2 separate regions of the Homo sapiens genome follow, and region 1 is linked to region 2. The links are chromatin loops, found by intact Hi-C in ENCODE. Cell type or tissue: gastrocnemius medialis. All regions are shown on one strand. Links, peaks and the distances in the headings refer to the core of each region. The heading gives the core; the rest is flanking DNA.

Evidence for each region. Hi-C counts contacts between places; a loop is a spot of excess contacts. Peaks named below come from ENCODE experiments on the same cell type or tissue, not always from the same donor. Only the 100,000 strongest peaks of a DNase experiment are listed, where the experiment ranks them.
Region 1: it touches region 2 in a loop (4-fold over the local background); 3 of 110 quality-filtered maps call a loop at or near these places.

What each region holds. Positions count from the first base shown.
Region 1 is chr16:87,514,309-87,525,407 of GRCh38, reverse strand. It overlaps ZCCHC14-DT (ZCCHC14 divergent transcript), which reads right to left. Exons shown (of 4, transcript NR_110943.1): 4 at 9,778-9,892. Among named protein-coding and RNA genes, the nearest start is that of ZCCHC14-DT, 26 kb to the right of the region's middle. RefSeq lists an enhancer at 5,952-6,549. In gastrocnemius medialis, for the core only: no CTCF peak of the experiment used is centred there; DNase peaks (open chromatin) are centred at 6,547, 7,311 and 7,707; H3K4me3 peaks cover 345 bases; H3K27ac peaks cover 1,901 bases.
Region 2 is chr16:87,460,691-87,471,789 of GRCh38, reverse strand. All of the region lies in intron 1 of ZCCHC14 (zinc finger CCHC-type containing 14), which reads left to right. It also overlaps the pseudogene NR3C1P1. Among named protein-coding and RNA genes, the nearest start is that of ZCCHC14, 27 kb to the left of the region's middle. RefSeq lists enhancers at 1-688, 1,374-1,958, 1,959-2,544. In gastrocnemius medialis, for the core only: no CTCF peak of the experiment used is centred there; DNase peaks (open chromatin) are centred at 6,249, 6,889 and 7,286; H3K4me3 peaks cover 1,220 bases; H3K27ac peaks cover 4,621 bases.

The DNA.
Region 1 (11,099 bases), core at 1,856-9,855, 54 kb before region 2:
GTTGCCTCATTTGGAAATAGGGTCTTTGCAGGTGTAGTTAGTTAAAAATGAGGTTCCATTGGAATAGGATGGGGCTTAAATACAACAACAGTGTTGTGAAAAGAAGAGAAGAGGACACAGAGACACACAGAGGGGAAGGTGCATGAAGATGGAGGAAGAGTTGGGAGTGATGTGTCTATGAAACAAGGAAAGCCCAGGAATGCCCAAAGCCCACAGAAGCTGGGAGAGGCTACGAAGGTCCTGGCCACAGAGCCTTAGGAGAGAGCATGGTCCTGCTAACGCCACACTTGTGTCCTGCAGCACTGTGGGAGAATAAGTGTTTATTCTTTTAAGTGACTTAGCAGATGGACATTTGCTATGCAGCCACAGAAAACCAATACTGGGATCACAGGAAAAGTAATCTTAACACTAACCCTAATCCTAACCCTAACCCTAACCCTAATCGTAACCCTAAAGACTAACCTTAACTCTAACCCTAACTCATGACCTTAACAATTAACCCTAACCTTAACCCTAACACTAAACCCAAATGCTAACCCAAAAAGCTAAAGCTAACCCTAAACCATAACCTATCCCTTAACCTAAACACTAATCCAACCCTAACCCAGAAACCTAACCATAACCCAAAGCCATAACCCATAATCCTAATCATAACCCTAACCCCATCTCAGACCCTAACACGAACCCTAACCCTAGCCTGAAACAGTAAACCTACCCCTAAAACCTAACTCTAACCCTAACCCTAAACACTAACCCTAACCCAAAACTCTAACCCTGCCACTAAACCATAAACCTAAGCCAAAACCTAAACCCTAACCCTAACACTAACCCTAAATCTAACTCCTAAACCTAAACCCTAACCCGAACCCTAAAACCTAACCTTAACAATAAACCTAAACCCTAACACTAACCCTAAGCCTAACCCTAACCCTAACTCTAAACCCTAACCCTAACCCTAAGCCCGAACCCTAACCTAACCCTAACCTACAGGTGGGAGAGCGATCTCCACCTGCCCCACTCTCCTTCCATCTAGGCAGCAACTGCAGAGTTGATGTTTAGAACCTGAGGGTGTGTAGGGTGGAGGAAGAACCTGCCAGGCTCTTTGCCTCACCTACAGGTGGGTGGTTTAAGAAACTGACCCCGCCCTGGGTATTCCTTTAGCTCCAGGTAAATGAGCCACTTCCTACATGCTGGGGGCACTTGGTGATAGGAATAATGGCTGACATTTACTGAGTTCTTACCATAGTCCTGGAACTATTCAAATGAATATATATGAATTTAAACACTCTATATTCTATTATATTAATAATTTTATTAATAGAGTATGTATATTCTATTAATGATGTTATCATCAAAATAGCAATTGTATTTTATGAAATCCTAGTCACCGTTCGTTGTAAGATACACCGTTATGTTACTATGGTTTTAAGAATTAAAAAAAAAAACCTGTCAACTAAACACATCATTACTTGTAAACACAACCTAATTTTAGAGACGTTAAAATTCATATCTTAGAATCAATAAAATACGAAGCCAGGTACAGTGGCTCGTACCTGTAATCCAATGCTATGGGAGGTTGGGGTGGGAGGATCGCTTAAGCCCAGGAGTTCAAGGCCAGCCTGGGCACCAGAGCAAGACCCCTTCTCAACAAAAAGATTAAAAATTAGCCAGACATGGTAGCATGCCTGTAGCCCCAGTTACTCAAGAGGCTGAGGCAGAAGGATCACTTGAACCCAGGAGTTTGAGGCTGCAATGAGCTCCGATCACACCACTACACTCCAGCCTAGGCACAGAACCTATCTCTAAAAAATAAAATAAAAATAAAGAATCAATGAAATGTGGTATTATCATCACCCCTATTTTATGGATAAGGAAATTGAGGCTTAGGTCACACAGATTTCAAGGGTAGGGCCAAGATGAAACTCCCTGGCCGTGTGACTCTAGGACCCAGGCTCCTTTTTTTTTTTTTTTTGAGACAGAGTCTTGCTCTGTCGCCCAGGCTGGAGTCCAGTGGTTCCATCTCGGCTCACTGCAAGCTCCACCTCCCGGGTTCATGTCATTCTCCTGCCTCAGCCTCCCGAGTAGCTGGGACTACAGACGCCCGCCACCATGCCTGGCTAATTGTTTGTACTTTTAGTAGAGACGGGGTTTCACCGTGTTAACCAGGATGGTCTCGATCTCCTGACCTTGTGATCCACCTGCCTCAGCCTCCCAAAGTGCTGAGATTACAGGCTTGAGCCACCATGCCCGGCCTCTAGGGCCCAGGCTGTGAACCACTGTCCCACAGGGGCTATCATTAGGGCACTGCCAGCTCTTCAGCTTCGAGTGTCTTAGGCTGAGTCCACCAGTTTTCATCCAATATCCATCCTCTCATTCTTCCTTTAGCATTAGAGCCCTTGAGTTTCCATGGGGCACAGGATCAAGCGCTAAAAGCTGCATTGCCAGCCTCTCTTGCAGCTAGACGTGGCTGGTAGAGAAAGAAGAATATAGGAGAGCCAGGGTGACACCATTTAAAAACTCAGCTCCGGCGGAGTGCAGTGGCTCACACCTGTAATCCCAGCACTTTGGGAGGCCGCAGCAGGTGGATCACCTGAGGGCAGGAGTTCAAGGTCAGCCTGACCAACATAGTGAAACCCCGTCTCTACTAAAAATACAAAAAAAAAAAAAATTGGCTGGGCGTAGTGGCAGGTGCCTGTAATCCCAGCTACTCGGAAAGCTGAGGCAGGAGAATCACTTGAACCCGGGAGGCAGAGGTTGCAGTGAGGTGAGATCACGCCATTGCACTCCAGTCTGGGCAACAAGAGCGAAACTCTGTCTCAAAAACAAAAACAAAAACAAACAAACAAACAAACAAAAACCTCAGCTCTATCTTAAAATTAGCAAGACACATTCCTGGCTGGTCACACTCCGTGGTGATAAGATGTTTACAGTTGAGGAAACGGCCTGATGATACCTCTGACAACGGAATGTCCAGATGTCCCAACACCCATAACAGTGTATGCTCTCAGGATCATGACAGTCGTGCTGGGATGTATTTACGCGCTAAGTGCCAAGGACAGTTTTCTTTAAATCAGCAAAGTAAGAAACGTTGTCACGCTGTGAGCCCATCCGCATGGAGTAGACACAGCTTAGCTTTTCCATAGATAAGGCCTCTTCATAAGAGGAAGTTAAAATGATGATGAGGTACTCCTCCTCTTGCTTTCTGAGGGTATAACTTTCTTGCTGGGCTGTAACTTTCTGGGCTTTCTGGGCTGTCACTGAGTAGTGTTCAATAAGCCATTTCTTCTCACTGCACTCTGAGACTCACTTTGAATTATTTCCTGTGAAAGATCCGAGAACCCTCTCTTGGGTTCTGGATCAACACGGCCACGTGACACAGTTCTGGCCAGTGAGATCTAAGTGGAAGACACGAATAAAGCTCTGGGCCTTGCTCTCATTTCCTCTTGCCTCCTTGCCTGGCTGGAATATGGACGTGCTGGCCGGAGCTGAGGCAGCCCCATCTCAGATCTTAAGATGGAAACCACATGTTAGGCTTGGCAGACCAGCCAGATAGACACCAAAGGGCGTCCAAAGTTGCTAGGCTCAATCTGGGGCTGTTTCATGAGAAAGAAACAAGCTTCTATCTTGTTTAAGCCACTGTCATTTTGGCCTTTTTTCTAGCAGCCAGAACGTGTCCTGATGAACACACTCAGTGCTGCCCTACAGGCGCGGTCCTGGCCCTCCAAGAGCTGCAGGCTCATTAAATGAGAATGAATAGAAAACACCTAATGCGGGGCTGGGCACAGCACGGGCCCTGGGTAAATGTTAGTTCCTCACAAAACATGGCTGACTCTGGCATGAGTTGCTCGGCTAGCTTGTCATTCTCCTGCTTTCTTCAAATCCTATCCATGTATGGTAGGAAAAGCAGTATTACTCTTGTTTTTCTTTTTCTTTCTTTCTTTTTTCTTTTATTTTATTTATCTTATTTTTTGAAACAGAGTCTCACTCTGTTGCCCAAGCTGGAGTGCAGTGGCATGATCTTGGCTCACTGCAACCTCTGCCTCTTGGGTTCAAGCGATTCTCCTGCCTCAGCCTCCCAAGCAGCTGGTTTTACAGGTATACATCACCACACCCAGCTAAGTTTTTGTATTTTCAGTAGAAACGGGGTTTCACCATGTTGCCCAGGCTGGTCTCCAACTTCTGGCCGCAAGTGATCTGCCCACTTTGGCCTCCCAGAGTCCTGGGATTATGGACATGAGCCACTGCACCTGGCCATGTTTATTCGTAGAGAGGGTCTTGCTTTGTTGACCAGGCTTGAGTTTTAGTGGTGCAATCAAGGCTCGTTGCAGCCTTGACCTCCTGGCCTCAAGTGATCCTCCTGCCTCAGCCTCCTGAGTAGCTGGGACTACAGGCACTTGCCACCACACTCGGCTAATTTTCGTATTCTTATTTTTCTAATTTCCCCTTCTAAAACCTCCATCACCTTCCCCTTAACAAATCAAACGTTTTCCTGAAAGGCAGGGCAGTAACAGTCAGCTCCGGCCTTTATACGACAATGGACTTTGGCTGCCATCTCTCCCTGTCCATCTGATAGTGGCTTCCACCTCTCCTCAATGGCCACCCCCAGCCAACTCCCTGTGGTCCTGACAAGGTCAGTGCTCCTTGTCCCCACCCTTCATCAAGCCAGAGGATGCTCATGGTCCAGCCTAGTTCCCCATCCCTCTGGCTACAGTCACTGATTTAGGGATGTGATCTGCATGCAGGCTGGATTGATCTGAATCTTTACTAAGAATTGGCCAATCGTGTTGGAGGGATGAAGGTCTATTTCCTCAATTCTGACCTACGGGGATCACGAAAGCTATAGCAGGGCACATCGCAAATTACCCCAAAACTTAGTGGCGTAAAACAAGTATTGATTGAGCTTATGGACTCTGGGGGTCAGGACAAGGCACAGTATGGTGCTGGCTTCCAAGGGCTATGTGTCCCCAAAGAGAGGGATGCCGGCAAAACTGGATTGCCTTTCAGGACCCAGCCTCAGAAGTCATAGAATGTCGCTTCCAACATTTTCCATTGGTTGAGATGGTTACAAACGACACGTGGATGGGACATATGTTGGTGTGGCCAAATTTAGAATACACAACCTGCCACAGAGCCTGGAGCTACTATCATCCTTGCTCAAGTGGATGAAGATATCTAGAAAGTGACATCACCACACGGAGGAAAGCAGAGCCGAGAGAAGGGGAGATATCATTTGAGTCCCTGGATCCAGTTGCGCCTGAAGCTAGACTCACCTGCAGGGGCTTTTTTCCAGTTAAGTGAGCTATTGATAGTATTTTTGCTCAGCCGGGCACGGTGGGTCACACCTGTAATCCCAGCACTTTGGGAGGCCGAGGTGGGTGGATCACCTGAGGTCAGGAGTTCAAGACCAGCCTGGTTAATGTGGTGAAACCCTGTCTCTACTACAAATACAAAAAATTAGCCAGGCGTGGTGGTGGGCACCTGTAATCCCGGCTGCTTGGGAGGCTGAGGCAGGAGAATTGCTTGAACCTGGGAGGCAGAGGTTGCAGTGAGCTGAGATTGCGCCATTGCACTCCAGCCTGGGCAACAAGAGTGAAACTCCATCTCAAAAAAATATATATATACATATATTTATATATATTTTATAATATATAATATATATTATTTTTCCTGTAAGTGATTCAGGTCGAATTTCTGTCATTGGCAGCCAAAAGAGTCCTGAGCTCACTAAGGGGCTCAACTGAGCCAGGACAGGATACTCTGGGACTTCTAGCAGCACAGAGCACTAGCTGGTGCTTGGAAATGATGTTTCCTCTGCTCTTGGCTAGCTGGAATCCCCAGGCCAGCATCCCCAAGATGAAATGTGCCCCTCCCTTTAGAAGGCAAGAATTGATGACAGTGAGTTTTTTGTTTGGTTTGGTTTGAAGTAGCCCAAATGTCCCCTTCCTGCCACGAGGGCAATGCAGCTTCTATCTTACAGCATCTGGGAGGAGCCATTTTTATGGCCTGGATCACTGAGACAGGAAGAGGGAGAGCAAACCGGGGGTTGGCACATTCCTCCCAGCTGGGTCCGGGGAATGTGGCTATTAGGAGAAGGACAGCCACCACAGCAGGCCCCTGTGATGAACCACACCTCCACTTTTGCACACCTGATTCCTGGCTGTCAAACCCTGCAAAGAAGGTCTTATCCCCATTTTACAAAGGAGGAAACTGAGGCAGAGAGAAGGGATGCAACTCGCCCAAGATCTATAGCTGGGAAGTTGTGACACCAGGCATTGGATTTCTGACTGCAGAGCGTGAATTCTCTCATGCCACGTTCACGGAGATAGGAGGGACACGGGGGAAGGGCGTTCAGGGCGAGGTGGACGGAGGCTTGGCATTGTGCAGCGATGGGGCAGCTGGCGTGTCTGCTGTGGCCGCAGCAAAGAGAGGAGGGCCTGGGTGTGGAGTGGACACTGACCAGGCGGCCTTGCTCCGCTCAGATAAATGAGGTTTGGCATCCTGCCGGGCCATTCTTTGGTGGCCTCTGTGTAAGCTGAGGCCTGGCTGTCCTGAGCCTGGCTTCTGGCTGCTGGTGAGTGGCTGTGGACCGTCTCCCGCTTGCCAGCATCGCCTTTGGTGCTTGGCTGGGTAGACAGAAATGAGTCACACTCCCCAGTCCTGCCCAAGCTCTCCCTGCCTCTGACCGGGGCACAGGCTGCCCGGTGTAATCCAAAATAAGCAATGTGTGGCCCCAGGGGTTGGGATGGGCAGGGAGGAAGCCCCATTAGGCATTCCTGTGAGGACAGCGTCCCTGAGCTGGGAGGACCCCGGCAGCTTTAGGCTGGTCAGAGGACGGCATCCGTCAGAGGTCTGAGTTCGGAGATTGTCCGTGCCTCCAATTAGCCACGTCGCCCTGAGCAAGTCCCCTCTGTAGCATGGAGCAAATTGATCCCGGAAGAACCTCCCAGCCAGAGGCTGCTTGTTAGTCCCCATCTTTCAGGCCCCCAACGCTGTTTCACTCCGGCCTTCCTGTGGGCTGGCTCTCATCTTACCTCTCCACTCTGTAGCTAGCTCAGGTCCTACCGGTAAACCCTTGCCTCCAGCCCCAACATGGTTAGCAAGAGCCAGGTTCTCTTGCTTGCAACCCCAAAACCCTAGCTGGAGAAGCAACTGAGGCATGTTCCGTGTCACTCCACCCGTCCCACTGCCCATGTAACCGCCAGCATCCCGAAGGGGCCCAGCGTGCTCAGCCTTGCATTGCACACAGCGTGTTCTGCCTAGTCCCATGGCGGCTCAGAGCCCACCCCAGGCCGGAGCCAGGCTGAAGGAATCCATGCTGGCGGCACGGATCCAGCACGGGAAGTGTCGCGAGAAACGCTCTGCAGAGCCTGAGCGGGGAGCTTTCCAGAAGTGGGGTGCGGCCACATGTGTCAGAGCTGCTGGGGAGTGCCAGGCAGGATGTGATTAATGTCGGCCGTGGGTGTGACAGCCAGCCAGCCCTCAGCCTCATTGTCAGAGTGGCTCGAACGCAGCCCCCTTTCCTCTCCCCACCCCTGCTCGCAGCACCCACCCCTGCTATGTGTGGCATCCCCTCTCCTCCCTCCAAGTGTACTGATCCACGGTGCCAGTCACTTAAAAATAGCATCCTACCCGAAACGTAGGCATGAGACGGAACTCCAGAAAAGGAGACAGCACCCCTCTTGTGCCTTGGAGCACGCAGATTCTTGAGCAATCTGTCCCTGGCGCTGACAAGGAGGGCCTCTCGCCGGCGCCTTCTGTTCCACTGGGGAAGGGAAAGCCCGTGTTGTAAGTCCCCCCATCTAAAGCCGGCATCTCAGCTCCACAGGGCTGGTGTGCTGGGCCACAGGGCTGCCCAACCAGGGTCACTCTCTCCCTGCCCAGGGGCTGGCCTGAGAACCATACCCTCGCCCTTCCTCACCCTCTCTGCTTCCCGCTGGGGGAGCCCTGGCATGAGATGTGAGAGAGGGCGGGGAGGGAGGCTGGGGTACTTATCCCCTATCTTTCTCCCTACAAGGCCAGCACAGGCTGGCCATGACCTTGACAGAAAATCTCAGGTCCCTCCACCTTCCACCCCGCCTCCATCCCTCAGGGCGCGTTGGCCCATCGAATTGCGTTCCCTGCAGACTCTATTGTGCGGCATGGTGGGTAATAGTGAAAAAAAAAACCGAAGGAGCCAAAATGTCCAAAAATAGAGGTCAATTGAGCTAATGACAACACTGGCACTGAGGAATCCTTTGTGGAAATTAAGAAGGATCTTTTAGGCTGCTGTGTTTCTTTGAATCTGAGAAGCCATCATTTGTTATTTGTATTACCAGTGTCATCATAACCCCCATTTTTGGGGGGAAAAAGAAGAAATAGCTGGCACATTTCTTTCGACATTGATTCTAAAACACATCCTTACTTCGAAACATTACAAAGTGAAAAAATATGCAATATGGTAAAATGTAATGATTTGGAGAATGTGTTCTCCATGTATTTTTAAGTTTTAAAAAAGTGGGTTAAGATACATTATGCCTGGTATTAAGAAAAAACTAACATGTCTATACATACATAAACTATCCTCATTCAACAATGACCAGATCCTATGAAATATACATGCATACACACCCACAGGAAAAAACCAGGAAGGACAGCTAACAAAAGGCCAGCGGCGCGGATTGCCGGGCCATGGGGCTACATGCACTTTTAGTTTTCTTCTTTGTATTTTTCTATTTCCGATTTTCTGATTTTATAAGTAGACAACTAAAATAATAATCGCTACCACTGATTATCTCCTTTCCACCTATCAGCACTTAACCTGTGCTGAACGCTTTGTAATGACGATCTCATTCATGTCTCCAACACCCATGGGAGTAGGAATGCTGGTTACCAGCTGTTCCACACACTGGGAAACGGAGGCTCAGGCAGCTATAAAGCAATGGAGCCGGAACCCAAACCCTGGTCATTCTGACTCCAGAACCGAGGCCCTTAACCATTATATTCTAGACACAAACTTCACCCTAAGGGTTTGCACCTTTTTGAGAATTTAACGCCATGTTGCAAGAGGGCACCCAAGGAAAATGTCACCCCTTTGCTGGCCAGGCAGGGACGCTGAGATGCTGACCACAGAGAGCCAGCCTCACAGCACAGCCTAAACAAAGGCCCAGGGCTGCAGGTGAGGACCTCCAAGTCTCTCTGGTCCTGAAAAAGCAACGTGTCTTGTGAGCCAATAAGGAACCCCTTGGATGCCAGCCGGGCTGACGTAGCTCAGGGCATCTCCGAGGCACTGTCAGCTGAGGCAGGACAAAGGAAGGGGATGTTCCCATGGCACCACGCTATGATGCCTTGACAAGGCCCCCTGCACCCTGTTTTGTGGTTCATTCTTATTTTGCTGAAAGGAGCTCTTCCGCTTCCTCCGAGATAAACATTCCTAACATCATTTCTTCTGAGCCGGCCAGCCAAGAGAACAGCTGGGAGCTCTCCGAGCACGGGGAGAGCGTGTTCATTTTCTGGAACTCAGCTGAGAATCTTTTCTCCAGGAGACCCCAATAAGCCATTGCAAATAAACAAAATGAAGTTGCTGGGGAAACTGGCGGCCAGGAAGCTAGAGCTGGTGTAGCCCTGGGGAGAAGAATGGAGTCAGCCCCCAACCCTGGGGTTGCTGGTGCTGGGTGCTGCAGTTGGCGGGCGCTGGGCTCCTCTGGATGCCAGGCTCTGCATGTCCAGAACTGCAATCCTGCATGTCCACGAGGCTGCCCCATTGCACAGATGAGGAAGTTGAGGCTCAGAGAAGTGAAGCGAGGGGTCCCACGGCTGGAATCCAGCCTGAGCGTGGCCTTACAGCTTTCCCACTCTTAAAACTCTCCCAGGTCACAGACTCCTTAAGAATCTGGTGAAAGTTACAGACCCTCTGCTTAAAAAAAAAAAAAAAAAAAAAAAAGTAATCCTGAAGTGCTGAGATTGTAGGTGTGAGCTGCCATGCCTGGCCCCAATGAAAAAACATTTAAAGCTTCATTAATTAAGACCTGCCTGTCACCTTCCACCACGACTGTGAGGCCTCCCTAGCCATGTGGAACTCTCCAGCTCCAAGCAAGGCCTAGTTTAAATGCCACCTTTTCTGTGAAGCCCTATTGGACTTTCTCAGGCTCATTTTCCCTTTGGACTTCTAGAGCATCTTGTAGACAATGGCAATTATCAAGGCCTGGATATATACATTATATAATTGTTATGTAATCATTAATGTGGCACAGAACAACAAATACGGATCTTGCAGACAGAAAAAAAATTGTGGTCATCCTCTTTATGAACTTTCTTGATTGATTTCATAAAACATCTATAATCATTGTTTAATCTGAGCTTTTTTTTTTTATTTTTTGAGACGGAGTTTTGCTCTCGTTGTGCAGGTTGGAGTGCAATGGCATGATCTCAGCTCACTGCAACCTCTGCCTCCCGGGTTCAAGCGATTCTCCTGCCTCAGTCTCCCGAGTAGCTGGCATTACAGGCGCACACTGCCACACCTGGCTAATTTTTGTATTTTTAGTAGAGATGCGGTTTCACCATGTTGGCCAGGCTGGTCCTGAACTCCTGACCTCAAGTGATCTGCCTGCCTTGGCCTCCCAAAGTGCTGGGATTACAGGCATGAGTCACCACGCCCGGCCTGGTCTGGGTTTTTGGATAGCTCATAGACATGAATTCTTCAGGGCAGGAGTCTCCAAAGTGTTTAGATCATAGATCCTAATGGGCAAAACCTTTCCCGCAGGTGCCCACCATATACGTGTATCTTAAAACTTAAGAATTATATATATGCATTGCTGCTCTCATATTTTATGTATAATCATAAAACTCCTAACAAAATGGACTTTTTTTTTGAGATGGAGTCTTGCTGTGTTGCCCAGGCTGGAGTACAGTGGTGTGATCTTGGCTCACTGCAACCTGCACCTCCCAGATTCAAGATTCTCCTGCCTTAGCCCCCTGAGTAGCTGGGATTACAGGTGCACACCACCATACCTGGCCAATTTTTGTATTTTTAGTAGAGACGGGGTTTAACCATGTTGGCCAGGCTGGTCTTGAACTCCTGACCTCAGGTGATCCACCCGCCTCGGCATCCCAAAGTGCTGGGA
Region 2 (11,099 bases), core at 2,036-10,035:
ATTACAGGACTAGGAAGTATGTCTTTAGCCTCCCTAGGGCTCTCGACTTTAGACTCCCTCTGTTTCTACAGGCAGTGTCTGGAACAGGGATTCTGGGTGTGTTGGAGGCTGACTGTAGGGAAGCCCTACCCCAGAGGTCCCATGTGGTTGGCCCCTGGTGGGATGTCTTGGCACCTGGAGGCCTGGAAGCCCCCGCGGGTGGGCAGTTGGGGCCGGTGTTCCTAGAGGAGGCCGTGCTGCCCTGTGGCTATTTGTGAAAGAGATTTGCATCTGGTCACTCTGGGAGCTGGTCTAGTTAAGTACTGGGTTCCCTTTGCTGAGATTTTAAGCAGTAATCTTTTTTCTCTCTTTCTCTTTTTGATGAGTAGAGCTCTAGGTTAAGAAATATTAAAAGGAATGTTTTTACATGGAAAATGTTTTTTTGGTTAGCGTTGGCTTTCACTTGGTCTAAGTCAGCAAATAGCTTTCACTCTTAAACTGTCTGTCTTCTTGTTCTGGTTTTTAGAGACACGTAATGACTATTTTAGCAAAATGCTTACAAATCTATTTTGTTTTTATGTTTTATGTTTTTTACGTTAACTTAAAAGTATTTAACAGACGTTACTCCTTCCTGTATAGAGGTAGGTTAATTGGAAAACAAATTGAAAACACTATTTTTTCATAGTCATGTTTACTGTATTTTGTTTGTGGGGGTAGACACTTTGAAGTTCATGTTAACCCCTGATGTGCCCGGCCCTCGAGATATGTGTGGAAGGAAAGTGTGGTTATGGTTTTAGAAGCTTGCTTTTTCTATACTTTTCATATCATTCACATCTTGTAGGGAGGTATTTATATTTAGACTTAATATCTGTAACTTTTTTAAATTCTAGAAGTAGTGATTGTTCCTCACAGAAAAATTGGAAAACAGAAAAATAAAATAAAAATTACCCAGAGATAAATGCTAGTAATATTTCGGTGTACCTTTGTCTTTTCTCAGTGCCTGTTTGCACACAACTGATGTACGTTCTGCCCATTTTCACATTATCTGTGAGCATCCTGCATGCCTTTTAAGACTGCATAATATTCAGTCATCTGGACATACACATTTAGCGACCTATTTCAATAGTAATCTGTTGCTGGGATGTTTATGTTGTTTGTTTTTCTTTTTGCTCAAGCTGAGATAAATCTCCTTACACACAAACCTTTGACTACATCGCTGATTGACTGTATCCTAACAGCAGACTCCTCCCAGTGGGATTAGTGGGTGAAAAGCTACAGATGGGAAAAAAGCTCATCACATCCTGCCTCCTTGCTGTCCAGACAGTGGCCCCAGGTTACACTCAGCTGAGGACGAGGCCACCCCCTGCAGCTTTATGAGCATTTGACTCCTGAGAACATTTTAACTGTAGTCCAAGTAATTAAATAATTATTCAAGCTGTCATGTGCTTGTTTTCATTATTTATTTATTTATTTATTTATTTGAGTTGGGGTGTCGTGCTGTCTCCCAGGTTGGAGTGCGGTGATGCAATCATAGCTCATTGCAGCCTCAACTTCCCAGGTTCAAGCGATCCCCCCACCTCAGCCTCCTGAGCAGCTAGGTACAGGCACACACCACCACACTCGGGTAATTTCTAAATTGTGGTAGAGATGTAGTCTCACTATGTTGCCCAGGCTGGTCTTGAACTCCTGACCTCAGGAGTTCCACCTGTCTAAGCCTCCCAAAGTGCTGGGATTACAGGTGTGAACCACTGCTCCTGGCCCCAGGCTGGTTTTGAACTACTGGGCTCAAGCGATCCTCCTGCCTCAGCCCCCCAAAGTGCTGGGATTGCAGGCGTGAGCCACTGTGCCTGGCAAGTGCACTGGTTTTAGAACAGACGATCACATGTCGTGGTAAAGTCTCTACTTGAGAAGATAGGCCCTGGCCCCCAGTGCAGGGAACACGGAGCTGGGGTGGCTGTGGGTGGCTCTGTCCTCATCCCCAGTGCTTCTGGGGGTGTGCTGCCCACAGGGGTGCAGCAGATGCTGTAGACACAGGGAGCCCTGCCTTCCGGGAGGCCCAGTTGCCGGTGCCCCTCCTGGATCCTCCCAGAGCTCCGAGTCTCTGTGACAGCACTGAAGCAATTTAATTGTCCTCCAGCCACACCGCAAGCACCACAATAATAACAGCAACTAACATTTTGAATGCTAACATTTTTCCAGTTCACAGTACTAGAAATGCATTTTACTGAATTCTCACAAAAGCCTTAGGTAGGTGCCATTATTTCCATCCCATAGTGGACGAAACAGGGGCTGCCCTGTGTGGACCCAGCACTGGCCGCCGAGACGGCTCCTGACCGCTGTGCTCCGCTCGCCTCCTTGGATTTAATGTGCACAAATCACAGACCTCTGTAGTTACAGGACCTAAAGTCTGCACTTGATTCTGCTCCCTACTGGCCAGATGACCTTGGGGAAGGCATTTAGGAACTGACATTCAGTTTTTCTTGTTTTTAACATGGAGATAATTTGATCTGTGTACGTCACGTACTGCAGGGATCAGATGGATGATCTCATATGGCTGCATAATGGATACTTGGGAAGAACTGTACAAAAGGTGGTTATAGCCGGGTGCATTGTCTCATGCCTGTGGTCCCAGCTACTCGGGAGGCTGAGGCAGGAGGATGACTTGAGCCTGGCAATTTGAGACCAGCCTGGGCAACATAGACCATGTCTCCAAAAAAACAGACAAAAATGCTAGTACTTTTTGTTCTTTTATTCTCCATGGTCTCTCACAATGTGTCTTGACATCGTAGGCATTCCATTGGCACCTGGCTTTTTAAACTGACCGTATTCTTTTTAAAGATGTCTAGACCTGGCTTTCTCAGCCTGCGTCGTTTGCCAGCTCCCAGGTATTCCACATGCAGACGCAGTACTCAATATTAGGGAAAATAAACTGTATCAGGGAGGGCCTCTCAGCCTTGGCACTCCTGAGGCCTGCGGGCAGGTACTTCCTTGCTCTGGAGCTGTCCTGGGCTCTGCAGGATGTTTAACAGCATCGCTGGTCTCCGTTGGCTGCATGCCACGAGAATCCCCACCCCAGTTCACAGAAAATGTTTTCAGCTGTGGCCAGATGTCCCCTGGGGACAAAATTTCCCCCAGTTGAGAACCACTAGGTTAGGGAATAATAAGACTTTATAAGTTAAGTTAGGAAAAACATCTAACAGTGTGCTAAAAAACGGGGGAAGGGGTTTGAACCTGAGGCAGTAGATGATAAGGAACTGTTTGTAGGTTAAGCCTGGCATGGTGGCATGCGCCTCCTGTAGTCCCAGCTTCTCTGGAGGCTGAAGTGGAGGACCACTTTTTTTTTTTTTGACTATGTAATTAAGGGTATCATTTATTGTAATATAAGAACATATTCTAAAACAGCTGAATGAACATGCACAACACAATGTGATGACACATACTCTCCTGAATTTATGTAATTTTTCCTTAAGATATCTCTTAATGAGCAATATTATTTTTAAAATGTTAAATAAAATCCTTACCATTGGCCAGTGGGATACTGAATACCACTATTTAAGGAAGAAACCTGAAATGGTTACGTACAGATGTCACCATCTGTACGTCTACCCTTCCTACTTTCAAAAGGCCACTTAAACTTCTTCATATAAAAAAACACATGAATCTTTAGAGAACACATACAAATAAATGAAGATTTACATCTAATAATCTATCTTAAATGTACCATTCTTAAGAGACAGAATCTTACCTTGAAATAGCCATTAGAAAAAACCGTTGGGCCAGGCGCGGTGGCTCACGCTTGTAATCCCAGTACTTTGGGAGCCAGGCGCAGTGGCTCATGTCTGTAATCCCAGCACTTTGGGGGCCAAGTGCAGTGGCTCACGCCTGTAATCCCAGCACTTTGGGAGGCTGAGGCGGGCGGACCACGACGTCAGGATATTGAAACTATCCTGGCTAACACGGTGAAACCCCGTCTCTACTAAAAATACAAAAAATTAGCCGGGCGTGGTGGTGCGCGCCTGTAGTCCCAGCTACTTGAGAAGCTGAGGCAGGAGAATGGTGTGAACCCGGGAGGCGGAGCTTGCAGTGAGCCAAGATCGCACCACTGCACTCCAGCCTGGGCGACAGAGCGAGACTCCATCTCAAAAGAAAAAGAAACCGTTCGACCAGGGAAATTCAGAGTCCCCAAGGAAGTCAAGTTGTCATCTCCAGATCCTTGACACCTATTCCAATTTTCAGAACCAACGGGAATTGGTGGGATGACATTAAAAATAGGCTTCTGATCCTACTGTTGAGAAAGGGATGCTGTATTCATGTCATAGTGGTACATCTGTCCTCCAGAGGTACTCACACCGTGAACAGAAATGGCAGACATTTTATTACCAATCATATTTGCTCCAGGAGAGCTTGCCTGACAGTAAACTGTGCCCAGTTTCTCTTGCTTAATTACCCCAGGGGTGCAGAGTTGGATGAAATCTTTTTCTGTTTTCGCTTGGGGCAGTGTTACATTATTGAGGCTTGATAAAAACCAGATCTCCATTATCCTTAATTTTGGGTTTAGTGTCCGGTAAAACGAGAGGCTTGCAGTCCTCATTCGAGTTTCCTTTTAAAAGGAAGAATAGTCTTCTCCCGCCAGAGGAGAAAGCAGACAGTTTTCATCTATCAACAGGTCTGATCTGGTGGAGGACCACTTTTGAGGCCAGGAGTTAGAGGTCAGATGGGGCAACATAGCGGGACCCTGTCTCTTTAGTAAAAAAAAAAAAAAAAACAATTTTTTTTTTTCATGAAAAACACGTGACCTCCAAAGTGACTGTGAGGCTTTTCCAGGGCTTGTTTTTATGTGGCATGCTGATGTGAATACTGTTCAGGTCCGTATTTGTAAAGAAACAAGGTGAGGAGGGCAGTGGCAGGCTGCCCCTCTGGTGGGCACGGTTAGATGTGACTGTCCCAGTAGGGGCTCCTAGCCATGGAGAGTGGAAGCCATCACAACTTCACTTTCTCCAGCCTCTAACTGGGAATTGAGCATTCCCTGCCTTTATGGAAGCAGGCAGGAATCCACAGTCATACGAACAGTACCTGTGACTTGGTCACAGATGCAGTCACAGATACTTTGATTGCACAGTCGTAGAAAGCGTCTTCAAGTCTCCTTCATGCTCAGCGCTCCTGTGAAGTGAGCTGAGACCCACAGACTCTGTTCGAGGAGCCCATTTGTCTTCTAATACTTAGATGACGGTTTTCAATATAATTGGCTTTGTTTGCAGTCCTGTGTATTTTATGCATTTAAAATATGTTTCTTAGAAGGGCTCAGTAGGTGTCATCGAACTGCCAGAGAGGTCGCTGGCACAAAGAAAAGGTTAAAACCCTGCTCTAAAAGCTCACTGCCGTTTTTCTGAGCAGTTTTCAAATGCCCACCAGTGGGGTGCAGCGAGTCTTCTGCAGACCGAGGCTGCCGTCAGTGTTGGGGGGCTGTGCTTCCATCTGACTGCGTCAGCACGTCCCACTTGGATGTCTTTGGAAGAGCTTTCAGGAAATAGATTTTTAGAAATTAATTCTCTTCTAAAAGTTATGGTCAGGTCCGTGAACATTAAAGTGGGTTGTAAGCACAGAGCTGTAAAGTAGCCTGTGTGGTGCTGGGTTTTTTTCTGTCAGGCGGCATGAACTAAGGACAAACCTTTTTTTAAAAAAAAGCGTAAATACCTGAGGCGGGGGGTAGTTAGCGGGGGTCACAACCTGCAGCCAGCGTCAGCTCTTCTGCAGGCGTAGCTCCTCACCCTTGCCTGGAAGGGCCTTTGATTCCCTCTGGTCTAATTGCGCAGTGCGGGGATTCCCTTTTCCATCCCATCTAAAGGGACGTTGCGGAGACCGGGCTCGGTGGCTCACGCCTGTAATCCCAGCTAAGGCGGGAGGATGGCTTGAGCCCAGGAGTTTGAGATCAGCCTGGGTAACATGGTGAGACCCTGGCTCTGTTTATTTTTTTTTAATAAAAAAATAAGAGGAGGCTGTTGAGCCTTTGACTGTTTTGATCATGGTGAAGATTTACCTTGAAATATTCATGCAGCAGCATTATCATGTGGGAGCTGGTTAGAAATGCAAGATTCTCAGGCCCACCCCGGACCTCATGAATCAAACCTGCGTTTCAGCCAGATCCGGAGGCATTTTGCACATTAAAGTTTGGAAGCAGAGGCCTCCTCTCTTTAAACTGTAACAGTAAGAAGGGTGATTGCATAAGAGCCAGAGGCGGGCTGCCCAAGTCCAGGTGCCCCTAGATGTGTGGCCACTGTGGAACCTCAGTCAGCTTTCCTGGAAGAGCCCCAGGGGCGGGTGTGCCCCGTGACTACCAGTAGCTTGCTTCAGAGTCATATTTCATTCCTGGGTTAGCGCTTTGTAGATGTGGTGGAACAATCTGATTGTCTGTTACATAATGTAGATTGCAGAAGTTTTTGTTTGAAATAGAAGTGCTTTCCGTTTGATTCTGAATTTCATTAAAATTTGGTGATATCATGATGTATTTTACAGATCCTTATTAACGGCCTGCTTCATGCCAGGCCCAGTTCGAAGTGCAAAGGAACAGCAGTGAACAAAGCAAACCAGAAACACAGCTGCCTTGCTGAGCATCGAGAAGTCTTGCTAAGAAGGACGTTTGAGTATAGATGGGAAGGCACAGGGGCGCTTCCAGGCAGAGGGGACAGCCAGGGCGAAGGCCCCAGGCAGATGTGACTGCTGTGCCCAGGGCAGCAGTGCATGGAGTGAAGAGCTGGGGGAGGACTGGATGCCAGGTTGCAGGGGCCAGGCAGAGGGTTTTTGTGGGTTGTGGGAAGAGGCTGGCTGTGGAGAGGAAGAGAGCAGCTTATCGTTGCCTTCCTAGCAGTAGCAGAAGGCAGCCTTTGGAGCCGGTCAGTCTTCCCTCTCGTGCACATCAGGCCAGATGACGAGTCCTGCGGGTGAGCCTGAGTCAGAGAGCACTTGAGTGGAACATAGGTCACGTGGAGCAAACTAACTTCACCAAAAATAACCCCAAAACAGCATTTCTGGGAAACACAAGTGAAGACAGCTTTCAATGTAAACAAAGGAACAAAGTTACGATAAAGGCTTGGTTGGAAAAAGTGAACATGTGGAAAACTAAGAAGAAATTCCTTGGGAAAATATACGGAGGAAAACAGGTCTTTCTTTTCCAGCAGTTGCCATTCTAAAGAGTTTTCCTTCCTGTCTTGATGTCAGATGCAGTGTGTGTTTTGCTAGGGTGGCTCACGGGCTTTCCCCTTCCAGTTGTGGTTGTGGCAGACGGACCTACAGCCTTTAGCTCTTCCTGTCTGCGTGGGGAAAAGACTTCCTGTTTTCTCTGGGTCTCCTCTTTGTCCTTGCCGGGATTGGACCGGATGATGGGTGCAGTATAAAACCTGGACTTGGGGTCGTGGTTGGTTCTTAGCCTAGCTGCAAATTAGAATCACCAGAGAAGCTTCAGGCACAAAACAAAAGAAGCCCCGTTTCCAGAAACTCTGATTTTGGTGGGGAGTGTGGGATGTGGTTTTCTCAGGGCCTTGGTGTTCCAGTGTGCTGTCGAGGCCGAGAAGCACTAATCAGTACTGCTCTCCTTCTCTCCAAGGCTGTGTTTTCCCCTGCTCAGCCCTCCTCTCCCCTTCCTCCCCTAGCAGGCTGAGAGTTGGGAGGCTGGCTTTCCTTTGTGTCTCTTTGGAGTGTTTTAGGGTGGGCAGGCGGTGTGTGTGTGCGAGAACGCACTGATCACACGTGTTTCTTTTTGGGGCAGGAAGGTTTGCCACTACCAGCAAAGTTGGAACTGCTGATGCTGGTTGTCAAGGCAGCTCACTCTCAGCTGTGCGTGCTGGTGTGCACCTGTGGTCCCAGTTACTCAGGAGGCTCAGGTGGAAGGATCACTTGAGCCCAGGAGGTCGAGGCTGCGGTGAGTTATGATTGTGCCACTGCATTCCAGCCTGAGTGACAGAAGAGACTCTGTTTGTTTTTTTTTCTCCTGAGACGGAGTCTTGCTCTGTCACCCGGGATGGAGTGCAATATGGTGTAATCTCAGCTCACTGCAACCTCCACCTCCCGCGTTGAAGCGATCCCCCTGCCTCAGCCTCCCGAGTAGCTGGGATTACAGGTGCCCGCCACCACACCTGGCAAGTTTTTGTATTTTTAGTAGAGACGAGGTTTCATTCACCATGTTGGCCAGGCTGGTCTCGAACTCCTGACCTCAGGTGATCTGTCCGCCTCGGCCTCCCAGAGTGCTGGGATTACAGACGTGAGCCACCGTGCCCAGCTGAGACTCCGTCTCTTAAAAAAGAGAAAAGGCAGCTCACTTTCTCTTCTTAGAACCAGGACTTAGAATATGTACCAAAGTAGCTAAGAGAATGTGGAGGTTCATGCATCAGGCCAAATCGAATGGGCTCTGCTGTGGTTATATTTCTTTTGTTTTCTTGAGACAGGGTCTCGCTATCGCCCAGGCTGGAGTGCACTGATATGATCATACCTCACTGCAGCTTCAAACTCCTGGGCTCAAGCGATGCTCCCACCTTAGCCTCCCAAGTAGTTGGGACTGCAGGCACAGGCCACGACACCCAGCTAATTTTTGTGTTTTTGTAGAGATGGGGGTCTCAATATGTTGCCTAGGCTGACCTTGAACTCGTGGCCTCAAGTGATCCTCCTGCTTTGGCCTCCCAAAGTGCTGGAGTTACAGGTGTGAATCACTGCACCTAGCTGTGTTTCTTTTTTCTTTTTTTCTTTTTCTTTGAGACAGAGTTTCACTCTCGTTGCCCAGGCTGGAGTGCAATGGCGCAATCTCGGCTCCCTACAACCTCCAACTCCGGGGTTCAAGCGATTCTCCTGCTTCAGCCTCCCCAGTAGCTGAGATTAGAGGCGTGCGCCACCATGCCTGGCTAATTTCGTATTTTTAGTAGAGACGGGTTTCACCATGTTGGTCAGGCTGGTCTCAAACTCCTGACCTCAGGTGATCTGCCTGCCTCGGCCTCCCAAAGTGCTGGGATTACTGGCGTGAGCCACTAAGCCTGGCCTCGGCCGTGTTTGTTTTTTTTCTTTTTTCTTTTTTCTTTTTTTTTTTTTTGTGAGATAGAGTCTCTGTCGCCCAGGCTGGAGTGCTGGGGCGCGATCTCGGCTCACTGCAAGCTCCACCTTCCGGGTTCACACCATTCTCCTGCCTCAGCCTCCCGAGTAGCTGGGACTACAAGCACCCGCCACCATGCCTGGCTAATTTTTTGTATTTTTAGTAGAGACGGGGTTTCACCGTGTTAGCCAGGATGGTCTTGATCTCCCGACCTTGTGATCCACCTGCCTCGGCCTCCCAAAGTGCTGGGATTACAGGCGTGAGCCACTGCACCCGGCCTTGGCTGTGTTTCTTGTACAGTTAATGTGTTAACCTCCTGAGTTGTCTTGCAAAGTAATATGTACTGTTTGGAACTAAAAATCTCCTTGTGTAAGATTTGTATCGTACTTGTATCGGTTCTATTATCTTGTTTAGTGGGAAAGGAGTTCATTTCTGGGTTCTCTAACCATAGAATAATGAAAGAGACTTTGTTAAATCGGAAGGAAATCACCCAATTTAAATTACAAATATAAGAAATTCAAAAAATTTTATTTTCTTGATAACATGTTATTAAGTTATCCAAAGAATTGACTTTCTGGAGGAGTTGCTGCATGGCTAGGACTTTTTTTTTTTTTTTTACTTTTTTAGAAATTTAAATAGAGACAGGGTCTCGCTGTTACCCAGGCCAGTAACAAACTCATAGTTTCAAGCAGTCCTCCTGCCTCAGCCTCCCAAAGTGCTGGGATTATAGCCATGAGCTGCTGCGCCCGGCCTTATTTTCTCGAGTTACATAAACTTCCCAATTATGTAGCCCTGTGACAAGTTGCTTTTCTTGGAAGGCATCTGTTGAGCCGCGTGGGATCTGTTAGTCCCTCTCCCTGCATGAACAGCCCAGGAGGGCTTCTTGCTGGGGGGCAGGGGCATTGACAGAGCTGGGATCAGAGGATCTCGCTATGGACTTGGGTGTGGCCCCTGTGGCTTGCTGTCTGTGGAATACAGCAGGTGCTGGTCCTGCCGGAGTGGCAGCAGTCTCCACCCTTTCCTCCCAACTCCAGCTTCCGCCTCCACTTTCATCCTGTCTGAGGTCGAGGCCACGCCTACCTGGCCAGCCCTCTGCAGAGCGAGTGCTGGGATCTGTGCTTGTGAGTGAACTTAGGGGATGTTTTGGTCAACTGCCACCTACCGTCCAGGTATGAGATGAAAGAACAAGTGGAGGCTGGAGAGGTCAGGCCATTTTCCAGGCTGCTTGTGCCATGTACTTTCCCATACTGTGAATGCAGCATTGCTTATCAGCTCTTTTGATGAACTTTAAAATCTTACGCCTCTCATATCCTCCGAAATTTTGAAATACATTGAGACTGTAAAGAAGTTACAGCATTGGCCATTTTTATTCTTCTAAATCCTATAAGTTATAAATGTGTTTTGGCTGTGAAATTTTAAAATACTGATGGGGAGGGAATGAAGGTTATTGCTACCCCCCTCCTCTCGCCCCTCTGGGCCCCTTCCGGCTTATTCCACATTCACACCATCACTGAACCCAGGAAGCAGGAGGGGTGGGACGAGCCTGGCTAGCCCGTGGCTTGTTTCTGCGCTTGTTGTGTGTTGGGAGCACTGGTGGTCAGGAGGGCCTCCCCCACCCACAGCTTGGGGGCGGCCGTCACCTGCAGGTACACTGTCTGTGCTTAGCAGGTCTCTGTCGATGGGGACTGAGGGTGTGCCCCGCTTTCCCTGTCACAGACACTCCTGCAGTGGGCACACCCCATCAGGTCATTTTCTCACGTGTGAGTACTTGGTATGGTGAATTCCTAGAAATGGAATTGGGATGTAATTTTAGGATATGCTTTTTCAAACTGTACCCCAAATAGACCGAGTTGTATTCTGTTCTTTGCTGTTGTTTTTAAAGCATTTTATGATTTAAGATTTATAGAAGGAGAATGTTAAGTCCTGCTGTGTAATTCGTTTTATAGGGAGCTATTTGATTTGAAGAAATATGAAAATAAAAGTTTGCCTCAAATAAAAATATATAATTCATGCCACCTTGGCTAACATAGTTCCTTTTTTTTTTCTT